2 separate regions of the Homo sapiens genome follow, and region 2 is linked to region 1. Evidence: chromatin loops called from intact Hi-C (ENCODE). Cell type or tissue: IMR-90. All regions are shown on one strand. Links, peaks and the distances in the headings refer to the core of each region. The heading gives the core; the rest is flanking DNA.

The links. Hi-C counts contacts between places; a loop is a spot of excess contacts. Peaks named below come from ENCODE experiments on the same cell type or tissue, not always from the same donor. Only the 100,000 strongest peaks of a DNase experiment are listed, where the experiment ranks them.
Region 2: it touches region 1 in a loop (1.8-fold over the local background); 3 of 110 quality-filtered maps call a loop at or near these places.

What each region holds. Positions count from the first base shown.
Region 1 is chr20:34,397,239-34,405,575 of GRCh38, reverse strand. All of the region lies in intron 3 of ITCH (itchy E3 ubiquitin protein ligase), which reads right to left. It also overlaps the pseudogene CDC42P1. Among named protein-coding and RNA genes, the nearest start is that of ITCH, 38 kb to the right of the region's middle. In IMR-90, for the core only: no CTCF peak of the experiment used is centred there; a DNase peak (open chromatin) is centred at 4,585.
Region 2 is chr20:34,454,231-34,462,567 of GRCh38, reverse strand. It overlaps ITCH (itchy E3 ubiquitin protein ligase), which reads right to left. Exons shown (of 25, transcript NM_031483.7): 13 at 5,094-5,178; 14 at 347-475. Among named protein-coding and RNA genes, the nearest start is that of MIR644A, 7.9 kb to the left of the region's middle. In IMR-90, for the core only: no CTCF peak of the experiment used is centred there; a DNase peak (open chromatin) is centred at 3,747; H3K27ac peaks cover 1,518 bases.

The DNA.
Region 1 (8,337 bases), core at 47-8,046:
AAGGCTGACAGGAAGGAAATGATCTGCCCCTGTTGGGGCTTTCTAGGATTCAAACTTTTTTTTTTTTTTGAGATAGGAGTTTCGCTCTTGTTGCCCAGGCTAGAGTGCAATGGCACAATCTTAGCTCATTGCAACCTCCGCCTGCCGGGTTCAAGCGATTCTCCTGCCTCAGCCTCCCAAGCAGCTGGGGTTATAGGCACGCGCCGCCACACCCAGCTAATGTTTGTATTTTTAGTAGAAACGGGGTTTCACCATGTTGGTCAGGCTGGTGTCAAACTCCTGACCTCAGGTGATCCACTTGCCTCGGCCCCTCAAAGTGTTGGAATTACAGGCGTGAGCCACTGTGCCCAGCTGGATTCAAATTTGTGAAAGCAATTTTGCTACATAATCCTACCAAACCCCACTGAAACCTTTTTTTTTTTTTTTTTTTTTTTGAGACAGGGTCTGGTTCTGTCACCCAGGCTGGAGAATAGTGGCACAATCTCAGGTCACTGCAACCACCTCTACCTCCTGGGCTCAAGCCATCCTCCCATCTCAGCCTCCCAAGTGGCTGGGACTACAGGTGCGTGCCACCACATCCAGGAAATTTTTGTATTTTTTTTCTGGTAGAGACAAGCTTTTGACATGTTGCCCAAGTTGGTCTTGTACTCCTGGGCTCAAGAGATCCACTTACCTAGGCCTACCAAAGTGGTGGAATTACAGGCATGAGCCACCAGGCCTGGCCTAACAAACTTTACATGGGGGTGGAGGAGCACCAATTTTAGTATTTACCATGTGCCTGCACGTAAATGTCATTTCAATATCAATACCTATTCTGCGAAACAGGTATTACTGTCCTAATTTTTACACATAAAAAGAGAAGCGGCCGAACGTGGTGGCTCACACCTGTAATCCCAGCACTTTGGAAGTCTCAGTCAAAAGGATCAACGGGGGTCAGGAGCCAGCTTGACAAACATGGTGAAACCCTGTCTCTACTAAAAATACAAAAATTAGCCAGACATGGTGGCAGGCGCCTGTAATCCCAGCTACTCAGGAGGCTGAGGCAGGAGAATCACTGCAACCCGGGAGGCAGAGGTTGTAGTGAGCTGAGATCATGCCATTGCACTCCAGCCTGGGTGACAAGGGTGAAACTCCATCTCAAAAAAAAAAAAAAAAAAAAAGACAGAAGCTCTGTGAAATTTAAAAATTTGCCCAAGGGTCACACTGCAAAACCTGGACAGGAGAAATTATTTCAGTATTCAAATCTCAAAGTCTAGATTGAACAAAACCTTGTGTTATAGTCATAATATTACAAATATAAAATAAATCAATGTACTACTTTCTGAAAACTAAAGTCCCACAGTAAATTAAACAAAAAAATAAAAAACTATACATTATAAACCGGAAGAAAAAGGACCAGAAAAATGTCAGTCTCATCTGACACCTGGGCTACTATGAGAGGCCTCTAAACAACTGTTTTTACTCTCACTTCTCCAATCCAACCCCTCACAGCCACCAGAATTATTTTCCTAGAATAGATGTGATCATGTCATTAATGTCATTACTTAAATGATTCTTTATTGCCTGAAAAATGAAGTTTAAACTCTTATGGGGCATTTTACCTTGCTTAGTATGCAGCTATAACTTACCCTTCCAGCCTCCTACTAAAACAAATCTTACCAAAGTTCTATATTCTAGCCACCCTTAGTTATTTGCTGTTCCTCACATGGGCCATGTACTTTCATTCCTCTAAACATGCTGCTCCCTCTACTGAGAATGATCCTTTTTTCTTTTATACCCATTAAAATTATATTTCCTGAGAGATAAACATCCCCCTTCTCTTTGATTAAAGGCTTCTTTAATCCTAAGAAGTTAAATTATTTCCACCTCCATGCTTCCAGAGTATTTCCATATTTACGTATGGCTCCGTCAGCTTTTCATTTTGTCTTACTAGTTTTTACTCATTTAACTCACCCCGTGAGCCTCTTGATTGCACAGATATAGCCAATCTTTACAATTTCTGGAGCACTCTGGGATTTAATCTGAGAGGTATTTAATATACATGTTGAACCAAATTGTTATTAGTCATGGTAGAAAACAAAAGTTTCCCTGCTTTCTAGTCTCTGTCTCTCTGCTTTATTATAATCACTTGCTGGCTATCTCACTCTCCCATGCATGTGCTCTCTCTCTCTCACACATACCCACATACTAATGCAAATAGTTTTCATGGCTTAAACTAATGTTCCTCTGATCCTTCTGTTCTGAAGGTCAGTGCTTTGAACTGATTTCAGTTCTTCAGTGTATCTCTCTGATACAACATAAACATTTTACAATACACATACAAAAAAAGAATGGATCCGTAGCTTATCCAACCTACTTTGGATAAGCTACAGAGAACAAGGTACAACAAAAAACAGTGCCAAAACTAAATAAATAAGCAGAATAATGAACCAGGTAAGAGATCAATCCAGTTGAGCAACAGCTACCTCTTTGGAAGAACTCTGCCCTGCCTGTGGAGAACTAAACTCTAAATCACAAGTATAAAATTCTTAGTTTGCTGGACTGTTAAAGGAATAAAAAAAAAACATAAGTATAAGGGATCTTTTTGGTCCCTGAACAATCAGAGCTAAATATATTGCACTGTAATAAATTTGGGAAATGCAGTAATATTTAATTACGATTAATAATAACTAAAATCAAGATGACATCTCTTTCTTAATTTGGAGTAAAGACGAGAATATAAGAAATTTCTGGCAAATACCAAAGTTTCCTTATTTTGCCCAATGCTAGCATACAACAAACATCAAATAAAAAACACAGATGAGCCAACAACCCGGTGGAGAAGCTGAGGTCAACATGAGATTTGAAATATTTAAAGTGGATACAAAACTATTTCAGCAATGCAGACAATTAAGTGTGTTGTTGTGGGTGATGGTGCTGTTGGTAAAACAACACAACAAATTTCCATCAGAATATGTACCAACTGTTTTTGACAACTATGCAATAACAATTATGACTGGTAGAGAACCATATACTCTTGGACTTTTTGATACTGCAGAGCAAGAGGATTATGAGGGATTATGACTGCTGAGTTATCCACAAACAGATGTATTTCTAGTCTATTTTTCAGTGGTCTCTCCATCTCTCCATTTTCATTTGAAAATGTGAAAGAAAAGTGGGTGCCACTGTCCAAAGACTCCTTTGTTGCTTGTTGGGACCCAAATTGATCTCAAAGATGACCCCTCTACTATTGAGAAACTTGCCAAGAACAAACAGAAGCCTATCACTCCAGAGACTGCTGAATAAGCTGGCCCATGACCTGAAGACTGTCAAGTACGTGGAGTGTTCTGCACTCACAAAGAAAGGCCTAAAGAATGTATTTGACGAAGCAATATTGGCTGCCCTGGAACCTCCAGAACCGAAGAAGAGCTGCATATGTGTGCTGCTAGGAACATCTCTCCAGAGCCCTTTCTGCATAGCTGGTGTTGGCATCATACTAAAAGCAATGTTTAAGTCAAACTAAAGCTTAAAAATTAAAATTCGTTTTTGCCATAATGACAAACGCACTGCACCTACCCACATGTACTCATGTGAGACAAGGCCCATAGCTATGCGCCGCCCCCCCGTATCCCTAGCCCAGTACTAGTTAATTTTGAGTAATTGTATATTGTCAGAAAAGTGATTAGTACTAGTTTCAGTTTTGTTATTTCAAGATATATATATGTATTTTTAAAGCAAGGCATGCTTGTGGATGACTCTGTAACAGACTAATTGGAATTGTTGAAGCTGCTCCCTGATTCCACTCTGGGACATCTTAGTGGTTTTTTTTCCCCCTCCTCTTTTTTAGGGGGGAGGTTTGTTTTTCAGTCTTTTTTTTTTTTTTAATTCATTAACCAGTGGATGGCCCTTAAGGTGAGGAGGACCGATTGATTCCACAGTCTACTTCCTAGGTCTAGTTGAGAAAACATGTTCCCCATCTGGGGCTTTTAGGAAGGAGTATAGTAAATGCCTCATTTAATAACATACTCCTTTTAGAAAGTTAGTTGCCTTTTTACTCCACCCTTGAGTAGATCCAGTATTTGATGAAACTTGTGAAAGTAGGTGGAAGCTGTCTTACCCCTCCTCTTTTCTAGGAGACACTATATGTGACTGTGACTTTCAAGGACATTTGCTTGCCATTTGCTGATTTTTTTGGAAAGTTAATTTCTTAACTTCTTTCACTAATAAATGAAGAAAAGTACTGCACCTTTGAAACAGAACAAATGGGTTGAGCTTGTAATTTAAAAAAAAATTTCCCGGTCAAAAAAAAGAAAAAAAGAAGACACAGATGAGTTCAGTATAATAGCTGAGGTTATATATAGGCATAATTAAATGGGAAACAGGTAAATAAAGACAGGGAAGGACATAAGAAAACAGACTTACATCCAAGGTAAAGACCCTGGCTAAATGATAAGAAGAAACGAAGAGCTGATTCAAAACATCCAAGACCAGCCTGGGCAACACAATGAGAATGTGTCTTTATAAAAAATTTAAAAATTGGCTGGGAACAATGGCTCACGCCTGTAATTCGAGAACTTTGGGAGGCCGAGGTGGGTGAATCACTTGAGGTCAGGATTTTGAGACCAGCCTGGACAACATGGTAAAGCCTCATCTCTACTAAAAATACAAAAAGTGAGCCAGGCACAGTGGTGCATGCCTGCAATACCAGCTACTGGGGAGGCTGAGGCATGAGAATTGCTTGAACCTGGGAGGCGGAGGTTGCAGTGAGCCAAGATCAAGTCACTGCACTCCAGCCTGGGTGACAGAGCGAGACTCTGTTTCAATAAATAAATAAATAAGTAGGTAAGGGGGTGGGCATGGTAGGCAGAGATTGCAGTCAACTGAGATCGCGCCACTGCACTCCAGCCTGGGCGACAGAACGAAACTGTCTCAAAAAAAAAAAAAAAAAAAGAAAAATTTTTTTCTCTTTCTAACTTTCTAAAACACAAATCTAACCACCCTTTGATACAAACACTGATTACTTCCCATCTCCATCTCCCTTAGCAATAAATTTTTTTTAAGGCACACCTGAAAGACACAGCCATTCCCATTCTCAGGGCTCCCCTATTATAGGAGCTTTCATGGGTATTAGGGCAAGTTTTGTGTACTCTCTTCTTTCATGTGTCTTGCTCATGCTGTCTCCTCAAAGGGTCCTTTTCTACTTTTCTGCATTTAAACAGCAGCAATCCTAGGTCAGGGAAAGTGGCTCAGGCCTATAATTCCAACACTTATGGAAAGGCTGGGAGCATCACTTGAGGCCAGGAGTTCAAGACCATCCTGGGCAACATAGCAAGACCTTGTTTCTACAAAAAAAAATTTTTGGCCGGGCGCAGTGGCTCACGCCTATAATTCCAGCACTTTGGGAGGCTGAGGTGGGCAGATCACAAGGTCAGGAGATCAAGACCATCTTGGCCAACATGATAAAATTCCATCTCTACTAAAAATACAAAAATCAGCTGGGCTTGGTGGCGCATGTCTGTAATCCCAGCTACTCAGGAGGCTGACGCAGAAAAATTGCTTGAACCAGGGAGTCAGAGGTTGCAGTGAGCCAAGATCACGCCACCACACTCCAGCCTGGCAACAGAGCGAGACTCCGTCTTAAAAAAAAAACAAAAACACAATTTTTTTTAATTAGTCAAGTGTGGTGGGTGGTACACGCCTGTAGTCCCAGCCACTATAGAGGATGAGGAGAGAGGATTGCTTCAGCCCAGGAGGTTAAGGCTGCAGTGAACCGTGACTGTGCCACTGGAGTGTAGGGGTGCGATCTTGGCTTACTGCAACCTCTGTCTCCCAGGTTCAAGTGATTCTCCTGCCTCAGCCTCCCGAGTAGCTGGGATTACAGGCACGTATGACCACACCTGGCTAATTTTTGTATTTTTTAGTAGAAACAGGGTTTCACCATGTTGGCCAGGCTATCCTGAACTCCTGACCTCGGATGATCTGCCCGCCTCAGCCTCCCAAAGTGCTGGGATTACAGGCATGAGCCACCATGCCCGGCCAACCCTGTCCCTTAAAATAAATAAATAAATAGCAGCAATCCAAACACCACCTTCTTTCCCAGTGACTCTAGTCAAATACTGATCTCTTTTTCCTGACCAGTTATCCCTTCTTGCCATTACAATACATGGTGACATTTGTTTATTTTTATTTTATTTATTTATTTTTTTGAGACAGTTTCACTGTTGTTGCCCAGATTGGAGTGTAATGGCACGATCTCAGCTCACCGCCATCTCCGCCTCCCGGGTTCAAGCAATTCTCCTGCCTCAGCCCCCCGAGTAGCTGGAATTACAGGCATGTGCCACCATGCCCGGCTAATTTTGTATTTTTACTAGAGACAGAGTTTCTCCATGTTGCTCAGGCTGGTCTCGAACTCCCAACCTCAAGTGATCCGCCCACCTCGGCCTCCCAAAGTGCTGGGATTACAGGTGAGAGCCACCACGCCCAGCCTGACATTCATTTTTTACACTTGCATATTTATTCCTTACTTGATTCTAGAAAGGCATTGAGGCAGCTTACAATAAAACAAATACTATAACTGACCCATTAAGAGATTAAAACCCACGATGTCATTAAGGAGATTTGTGCAAAATACTTAGTTCTAAGCATTCTAGCATCAAAACTAAAGAAGTAACTCAATGAATTATGAAGGGCATTTGATTCTATTAAACTTGGCACTTCTGTCTTTTATCTTATGTTCTCTGTTTCATATCTAATAATGTTTGCTGAACTATTATCCATTATTCATGGTGTGTTTGTTTTTTGCCCTACACTTGAGCATTCTCAGAATATTTAGACCCAATTAGCAAGCAATGAATTAAAAAAAGAAAAAGAAAAAAATTTATAAAAAAGAGAATATTTAAGGCCAGGCGCGGTGGCTCACGCTGTAATCCCAGCACTTTGGGAGGCAGAGGCGGGTGGATCACCTGAGGTCAGGAGTTCAAGACCAGCCTGACCAACATGGTGAAAACCCGTTTTTACTAAAAATACAAAAATTAGCCAGGCATAGTGGCGGGTGCCTGTAATCCCAGCTATCTGGGAGGCTGAGGCAGGAGAATTGCTTGAATCTGGGAAGCGGAGGTTGCGGTGAGCCGAGATCACGCCATTGCACTCCAGCCTGGGCAACGAAAGGGAAACTGTCTCAAAAAAAAAAAGAAAAAGAATATTTTAGACCCAAGATTTTAAAAATCTGAGATGTGGCTGAGTGAGGTGGCTCACACCTCTAATACAAGCAATTTAGGAGGCTGAGGTGGGTGGATCACCTGAGCCCAGGAGTTTGAGACCAGCCTGGGCAACAGAGCAAAACGCCATCTCTATAAAAAATACAAAAATTAGCCGGGTGTGGTGGCGCACACTTGTAGTTCCAGCTACTCAGGAGGCTGAGGTGGGAGGCTCACCTGACCCCAGGAGATCAAGGTTGCAGTGAGCCATGATCACGCTGCTGCACACCAGCCTGGACGACAGGGTGAGACCCCATCTCAAAAAGAAAAAAATCTGAGATGGCTATGGATTACGACTTTTTGAGGTGCAATTAGTGTTTATCATCACAGTAAAAAAAAAAAAAAAATTCAATAACGATGATAGCAAGTAAGACACTTTATGCAAAGAAAAAAACTATTAATCATTGTCTCTGAGAATAATTTACTATTTTTTTAAATCAGTAAAAAATAAAATGTATATTACTTATGTAATCTGAAAAAGTACAGAATGTTTTAAAGGACTGTTCTAATAAAAGCTTTCAACTTTAAGCTGCCAAAAAGAAGTCATAAGAATTCTGGTCTGATATAAGTCAGCTACTCAAGCTAGATTGAGGATGAGGGGTGGGGAAAAAAAACTGGAATCTGGCCTTAACTAAGAAATAGTAATATCTTTCTTTAAGAAACAGATACTGCTAAGGAAAGATACCAGAGTTAGTGAAGGAAATCCGAAAAAATTCTATGATGTGGTTACCTTAAGACAGTATTATTTTTATATTCAATCACCTTTAGGTTTTGAGGAAAATAATAATGCTAAGATATGATCTGTGACCTAACCTATTCATAATCCAGAAGAAGCTATAAGCCAGGCATAGTTGAAACTAAAATACAGGGGATGATAATTGTTCTATAATCAATAAATGCTATCAAATTAAAGGGAGAGAGACTGAGGTTTTCATTGTGTGATAGAAATACATACACATCTGAGGAAAATCCAGTGACTCATTCTAGCTAGTACAAATGGTTCACATATAAAGACTTACAGGCCGGACGCGGTGGCTCACGCCTGTAATCCCTGTACTTTGGGAGGCCGAGGTGGGTGGATCCTGAGGTCAGGAGTTCAAGG
Region 2 (8,337 bases), core at 263-8,262, 57 kb before region 1:
ATGGGGTGGGGGATAAGTAATGAGAGCTTTTTTAACGTCAAAAAGTTAAGGGAATGAAAGAAGCTGAAAATCAGAAATCAGAGACTAATTGGTAAGCAGTACAATACCTATAAATTCTAAATAGTTTCATTTAGTGCTGTGTGAACAAATGGTAACAAATATGAAAATCTCTAGGATAAAATATCCAAGAGGGAGATGGAAATGCAAAATACTTAATGAACAGAAACCTATTGTCAAGCTAACTCAAGAAATACTAAGACTTCCACTCCTTGCTAATACAAATCTTTATATCAAAATCTGAAGGACTAGTATTTTACTCTTAATCTACAATGTTTAGAAAACTTACAGGGCAGATTTTCCTGTGCGGGGATCTATATAGGTGGTAGTTCTTCTATTGTGGTCCACAAAATATGGAATTCCATCCACTGTGAATCTCATTTCCCAACCTTCAGGTAAGGGCTTTTCATTTAATTGACTACGAAACACAGGAAAAAACATAAACAAAAATATTAAAGAGTTGCTTGTTTGCCAAGTACAGAAGCTACAAATGTCAATAAACATAGCAGAAATCTTTTAGAAAACCATTCAGTTCAGTAATTCAGTTGTATACTAGACATCTCTATGTGGACATCCTACAAACAGGTTAAACTCAAAGTCCATCAAACACAACTCAAGTCTTCTGCCGTCTACTTGGCTTATGTTCCCCATTAGCTAATGACTCATCCTAAACATTTTGTTAACCAAGTTCTAACCATTCTGCCTTAGAAATCTTCACGTTCATCTCTATTTCCAATCCCCAACACCATCCTTTCTCTGGCTTTGTTTCTCTCCTGCTTTTTTTTTTTTTTTTTTTTTTTTATAGATGGAGTCTCACTGTCGCCCAGGCTGGAGTGCAGGGGCACGATATCTTGGCTCACTGCAACCTCCACCTCCCAGGTTCAAGCGATTCTCCTGCCTCAGCCTCAGCTGGGACTACAGGCGCCTGCCACCACGCCCACGCCCAGCTAATTTTTGTATTTTTAGTAGAGACAGGGTTTCACCATGTTGGCCAGGCTGGGTTTGAACTCCTGACCTTGTGATCCTCCCACCTCAGCCTTCCAAGGTGCTGGAATTACAGGCGTGAGCCACTGCGCCCAGCCATCTTCTGCATTTTTTGAACAGCCACCTAACTCGTTTTCCTTATCTGATCTCACTCTAGGCCTGCTCTTATACTGATACTGCTAACAGAGTATCATCCTAAAACAGAGATCTTATTTAAATTAGTTATCTCTGTAAAGTACTATCACTGTTCCACCATTACCAATGATTAAGATCTAAAGTTCTTCATATGGCATTCACTCAGCCTCTATACGCTGGCCTCAATGTTCCCTTTGCACCCAAACCTCTAACTCCCTTTCATGAATCCCATGATTTCACAGTGTAGGCCACTCAGCACTTCCTTAAATAAGATATGATCTGCCACACCTCCAAATGAAGCCTTTCCTTTTGTCCCATATTATCTATCTACTGTTTTTCTACTAAGGCAACTCAAAAAAAGATTCTTTTAAGAGAAAGAATCTCACTCTGCTGCCCAGGGTGGAGTGCAGTGGCATGATCATAGTTCACTGCAGCCTCAAACTCCTGGGTTCAAGCAATCCTCCCACCTCAGCCTCCCTAGTAGCTAGGACTACAGTTGTATACCACCACACCCGGTTAAATTATAAAATTTTATGTAGAGACTGGTCTCACTATGTTCCCCAGGCTGGTCTTGAACTCCTGACCGGAAGTGATCCTCCTATTTTGGCCTCTCAAAGCACTGGGATTACAGATGTTGAGACACTACACAAGGCCTAATATGTTATTTATGAAGTATTCCATGCCACCTCCTTAATACCTATCTTTATACCTTGAAAACTCTTGTGACCCTAGACAAGCTGCTTAATCTCTCTAAACTTTAGGTTCTTTGTCCATAAAACAGAGACAACAATGTCTATGAGACTAGATGAGGAACAAATGAGACAGGTAAAAAGTGACAGTGAGCCCAAGTTGTAATTGTTATTACTCCTACTACAACTATAGATTGATCGTTCTCTTTAGGTCTTCCAAAAGTATTTCCTACATACTGCCAGGACATCTTTTAATCAAGTATTTCAGTTTGTGTGTTTGGCAACAACTTCCCACCAGCCTGGGCAACATAGAGACACCGTCTCTACCCAAAAAAAAAAAAAAAAAAAAAGCTGGGTGTGGTGGCCCATGCCTATAGTCCAAGCTACTTGGGAGGCTGAGGCAGGAGGATTGCTTGAGCCCAGGAGGTCAAGGCTGCAGCAAGCCATGATCATGTCACTTCACTCCAGCCTGGGTGACAGACTGAGACCTTGTCTCAAACAACAACAACAACAACAACAACAAACCTGTATTCACTTAACTGAATACAAATGTCAGATAAAACAGACTACCAAAAATGTAAAAAAGAGGATTCTCAATTGTTATACTTGCAAGATAGGCTCAGTAACAAGTTGTTGTCTTGAAAATAAATTAGATAGAACTAGGTCATCTGTGTTGTTAAAGCAGAATTCTAACTTTAGCTATAAAACTTTAAACATCTAAGAGGAAACAAAAAAATGGCAGCAAATTATAGAAAGGTGACTTCTTCAATTCTATTCTTAGAAAATTCTAAAGAGGAAGAAAATGTTATCTATGAAATTCTTCATTCTTCCTTTATGGAAACTGAATAAATTTAAGTAAATGCAGTAACTCCATTTAAAAAGAAAATGGTCATTTGTTGGTAGGCAGAAAAAACTATTTTAAGTTGAAAGCATATCTTTTTTTATTTATTTTTAGTTTTAGTTTTTTGAGGCAGAGTCACACTCTGTCGCCCAAGCTGGAATGCAGTGGTATGATCTCAGCTCAGTGCAACCTAAACCATACCTTCAGAACAAAAGTTTTTAAAACTTTTGAGCCATGGAATATCTGTTCTCAAATTATAATTATACCAAAAGAGAGGTCTGGCCTTTGCCCTCAGCAACTTGGTAGTGATGTTTAGGCCCTTGGAATGCACTGCGTATTGGGAATATCTTTGTTTGCCTGGAGGCTTTGATCACTGGACAGTCAAGGCTGTGGGACATGGAGCATCAGTTCCGACCTCTGGAGGAACTAGAGACTAAAGGGCATTAGCTCAAATCTCCAGTAAGGACTGGAGACAAAAGGTCAGCCAAGAGGGCAGTACGTGATCAAGCCCCAATAAAAACCCTAGATACCAGAGACTTCCCTGGTTGGTGATACTCGACCTCAATGTGTACTGTCCCACAATAATGCTGGATGTTCAGAGCCTCCCAGACTCTGCCCTGTGCACCTATTCCTTCTGCTGATTTTATTTTGCATTCTTTCTCTAGAATAAATGTGACTATAAGAGGTTTCAATGAGTTCTCAGTACTTCTAGTAACTTATCATACCTAAGAGTGGTGGTGGGGGCCCCCAAATTTGTAGACAGTTGGTCTGGAGTCATCCTGTGGACCCCCAATATTGTCGCTGATGTCTGAAGTGAGGGCAGCAGTTTTGTGGAGGACTGTGCCCTCCGACTGTACAGTCTGCCAAATTCCTTGCAGAATGGAACCCTCTGGCAGTCTGATAAATGCATAGTATTACAGACTGTTATGGGTTGAACTGTGTCCTCCCTCCAAATGCACGTTTATATCCTGGCCCTCAATAACTCAGAATGTGACCTTATTTGGAAACAGAGTTACTGCAGATGTATCAAGATGAGGTCATACTGAAGTACTGTGGGCCACTAATCCTATAGGACTGACGTCCTTATAAACAGGAAATTTGGGTACAGATAGACATACAGACAGGAAGAGTGCCATGTGAAGACTGGATTCATGCTGCCACAAGCCAAGGAGCTACAAGAAGCCAGGAGAAAGACCTGGAACAGATCTCTTCCTAGTATCTTCTGAGTGAGCATGGCCCTGCTGACATCGTGATCTCAAGCTTCTAGCCTCCAGAACCCTGAGACATACATTTCTATGGTTTAAGCAACCTCCTCTGTGGTACTTTGTTAAGGCGCCCTAGCAAACTAATATGCATACTATTATAACATGTTACAAAGATAAACCATTATATATACATAATTGTCAAAACATTATTTCTGTAATCCCAGCTACTCAGGAGGCTAAGGCAGGAGGATCGCTTAAAGACAGGAGTTTGAGAACAGCCTGGGCAACAAAGGGAGACCTTTGTGATAATGTACATATATCTCTTTATTAATAAATTAGCAAGTCCTTGTAATTATGTGTGTAAACAAGTATTTAGAGATATCTGCAACAACAACAGAATATTTTTTAACACCCTTTGACTTCTACTGATGGCAAACTCCTAGGCATTCTTAATCCTACATGGTAGTAGCCTACATTCATAATGGAAGAAGATACTAAATTTCCAGTAAAGAGTAATGAAACTGAGTATGTATTTTCTTCCTCCTTGAAACCACATACCCTAGATTCTTAACCAGTGATCTCAGGTTAAGAAACCCTGATTTAGAATCACTAATCTGTTCTTAGTAATTAAAAATAATATATATGTTAATAAGTATATTCTCATGTGCCAGATAATTTTTTTTGCTTTTCTATTGTTTTCTTTTTTTTTGAAACAGCCCTCAACCTGTCCTCCAGGTTGGAGTGTACTGGCACAATCATAGTTCACTGCAGTCTCGACTTCCTGGGCTCAGGTGATCCTCCCACCTCAGTCTCCCGAGTAGCTGGGACTACAGGTATACATGCCAACACACCCAATTTTGGGGATTTTTTTTGTAGAGACAGGGTCTCACTGCATTACGCAGGTCTTCCTGGCCTCAAACAATCCTCCCTCCTTGGCCTCCCAAAGTGCTGGGATAATGGGCATGAGCCACCATGCCCAGTTAAAGTTTTTTCCTGCACTTTGAAGAAATCTTCAAACTTTCCATTAGATGAAAATAATAGTATAATTTTCTCTTTCCAAAGTATGTAGGTGATTAACGTTTTAGGTCTTTGGCAAAAGAATATGAACTTTGATCTTCTTCAGTTGTTAGAAATAAGGTATAATCTTTAAGAGATTAAATATACACAAGTAACTATTCTTACCCTTGACTTCTGGGGTCTTCCCATTGTGTAATTCGTGTGTTGTGGTTGACGAAATATACTCTGCCATTGCTGTCTGTTCTCTTCTCTTTGGGAAGGGCAGGGGCAGGGGAAAGCAAAGCATTAGCATTGGCATAGTCTTCTTGCTCAAGGTAAAATAAAATTATTTGAATTTGCCCATTTCTCATTTCATTGTTTATTTTATAGTTTTTAAATCACAGCTTTAAAAGGTTTAATTTATTGACTATTAAATGCACATCCTTACTGAAGTTATAGAAATATTACATCTTAGAAGCTAAGTAGACGTACTTTATAATGTCCTAACCATAGGACCTTTCTACTCAATCCAACCAACAGCAGCAAGAATAATGAACAGTTATTTAGTTTTTTACACAGGACCTTCATTTTATTCTTAATAGTCCCATAGGGTAGGTGAATTCATCTTTATCCTTAAGATAAGAAAACTCAGATAGGTTAAATAATCTACCTGAAACCTCAGAATTAAGTAGCAGAGATGAGATGGAAACTCAGGTCTCCATTTAGGGATTTTTTTTTTTTCCATACTACATCATTTCATTCATTAAAATATAGTAAGGTGCCAGGCGGGGTGGCTCAGGCCTGTAATCCCAGCACTTTGGGAGGCCAAGGCAAGTAGATTGCTTGAGCTCAGGAGTTTGAGACCAGCCTGGGCCATATGGTGAACCCTCATCTCTACAAAAAATACAAAAAAATTAGTGGGCCGTGCTGGCAGCCCACTAATATATATATTTGATATATATTAAATATACATTTGTATATATAAATACACACACACACACATATATATATATATATTTTTTTTTTTGGAGACAAGGTCTCACTTTGTCACCCTGGCTGGAGTGCAGTGGCGTGATCTCAGCTCACTACAGCCTTGACCTCCCAGGTTCAGGTGATCCTCCTGCCTTAGCCCCACAACTTGTACAACTTGATTTTTAGAAACTAAGCTTTTTAAAAAGTTTGAATCCATTCTGTGATCTTTAATACATCAGTTATTCATTTTGAGACATGTTGAACAAATAAAAAAATTAGGATACCAGAAGAGTCCCATCTTTTGAAGAATTAATTGGTAATGGGACAGAGAAGCAACTTCCGGGGCTAAGGCAGGAGGGTCACCTGAACCTGGGAGGTCAAGACTGCAGTGAGCTGAGATCATGCCACTGCACTCTAGCCTGGGTGACAAAGTGAGGCCCTGTCTCAAAAAAAAAAAAAAAAAAAAAAAAAAAATATATATATATATATATATATATATATATACACACACACACACACACACACACACAATATATAAAAATATATATAAAATAAGGAATATAATGTAATTTGAGAGTGTGTATATATACATACATATATATACAAAATAAGGAATATAATATAAGGTATATGCTAGGCATTATTCAACTAAAAAATACTTCCTTTCTTAATACACTTAACATATCTCGTTCCTTAATATACCCAGTTCCAAAATCCTAAATATCTACAGTAACTTTCTATACAAGGGATAGGAAGCAGAACTCAGTTCTCTAATTACTGCATCTAAAGCTGCTGCTTGTTCCCCAACTGCCTCTTGCTTTAGGATTCTCCCTGTTTTCGTGTTCCCAGTCTACAAAATTTTACCTGCTTTCCTGAAATCTCCCCATTAAGGTTTAGAAGATGTGGATATTGGCCGGGCGCAGTAGCTCATGCCTGTAATTCTAGCACGTTGGGAGGCAGAGGCGGGCGGACTGCCTGAGCTCAGGAGTTCAAGACCAACCTGGGCAACATGGTGAAACCCCGTCTCTACTAAAATACAAAAAAGAAAAAAAAAAAAAATTAGCCAGGCATGGCGGTGTGCACCTGTAGTCCCAGCAACTCGAGAGGCTGAGGCAGGAGAACTGCTTGAACCCGGGACGCAGAGGTTACAGTGTGCCGAGATGGATTACAGCCTGGCGACAGAGCAAGACTCCGTCTCAAAAAAAAAAAAAAAATGTGGATATCATTTTCTCTTTTAGTAAACAAATTAAGTAGACTTGAAATTTTAACAGTTCTGCTGTTTTTGAATTACTGACTTCTCTGTCCCATTACCAATGAATTCTTCAAAAGATGGGATTCCTGCTGTATCCTAATTTATTTGTTCAACATGTCTCAAAATGAATAACTGATGTATTAAAGATCATAGAATGAACTGATGTATTAAAGATCATAGAATGAACTGAAACTTTTTAAAAAGCTTAGTTTCTAAAAATCAGCATTTTAAACAAAAATTTAAGTTTAATCCATGTTGACATGGCTAATTTTTATTTCCTGTGGTTTGAAAAATTGGTTAACTATTGGTCCTGCGCTGTGGCTCACGCCTGTAATCCCAGGACTCTGGGAGTTATAAGGCAGGCGGATGGCCTGAGGTCACGAGTTTGAGACCAGCGTGGCCAACAGGTCGAAACCCCGTCTCTACTAAAAATACAAAAATTAGCTGGGCATGGTGGTGGGCATCTGTAATCCCAGCTACTAGGGAGACTGAGGCAGGAGAATCGCTTGAACCCGGGAGGCAGAGGTTGCAGTGAGCCAAGATCATGCCATTGCACTCCAGCCTGGGCGACAAGAGCAAAACTCCATCTCAAAAAAAAAAAAAAAAAAAAAAAAAAAAACAGGAAAAGAAAAAAGAAAAATTGGTAACTATTTTTCAAATTAACACTTGAGATCATCTGGATCAGTTTTAGGCCAAATTATAGTCTTGTCAAGTTCGTATTTGGTAATATTTAATTTTATTTCCAATATAATTCCATGATTTCAAGTAGTAGTGATAACAGAGGTTAAAATGGATGTAACTAGTGAGTATCACAAACCTGCTTCTGACATTTAAAGCTACTTTCTATGTCAGCTTAGCTTAAAATGAAAATAGAATTCCAATGTGCATAATATACAGAAAAGTGGGACTCTGCCTCTCATGACACAGGTTTTGCTGGTCAAGGCATCTTCAGTGCATAAGCTTATCACCAACTCAAAGGCTGTCTCTAAAGAAAAACATAGGCCGGGCGCGGTGGCTCACACCTGTAATCCCAGCACTTTGGGAGGCCGAGGCGGGCGGATCACGAGGTCAGGAGATCGAGACCATCCTGGCTAACACAATGAAACCCCGTCTCTACTAAAAATACAAAAAATTAGCCGGGCGTGGTAGCGGGCGCCTGTAGTCCCAGCTACTCGGGAGGCTGAGGCAGGAGAATGGCGTGAACCC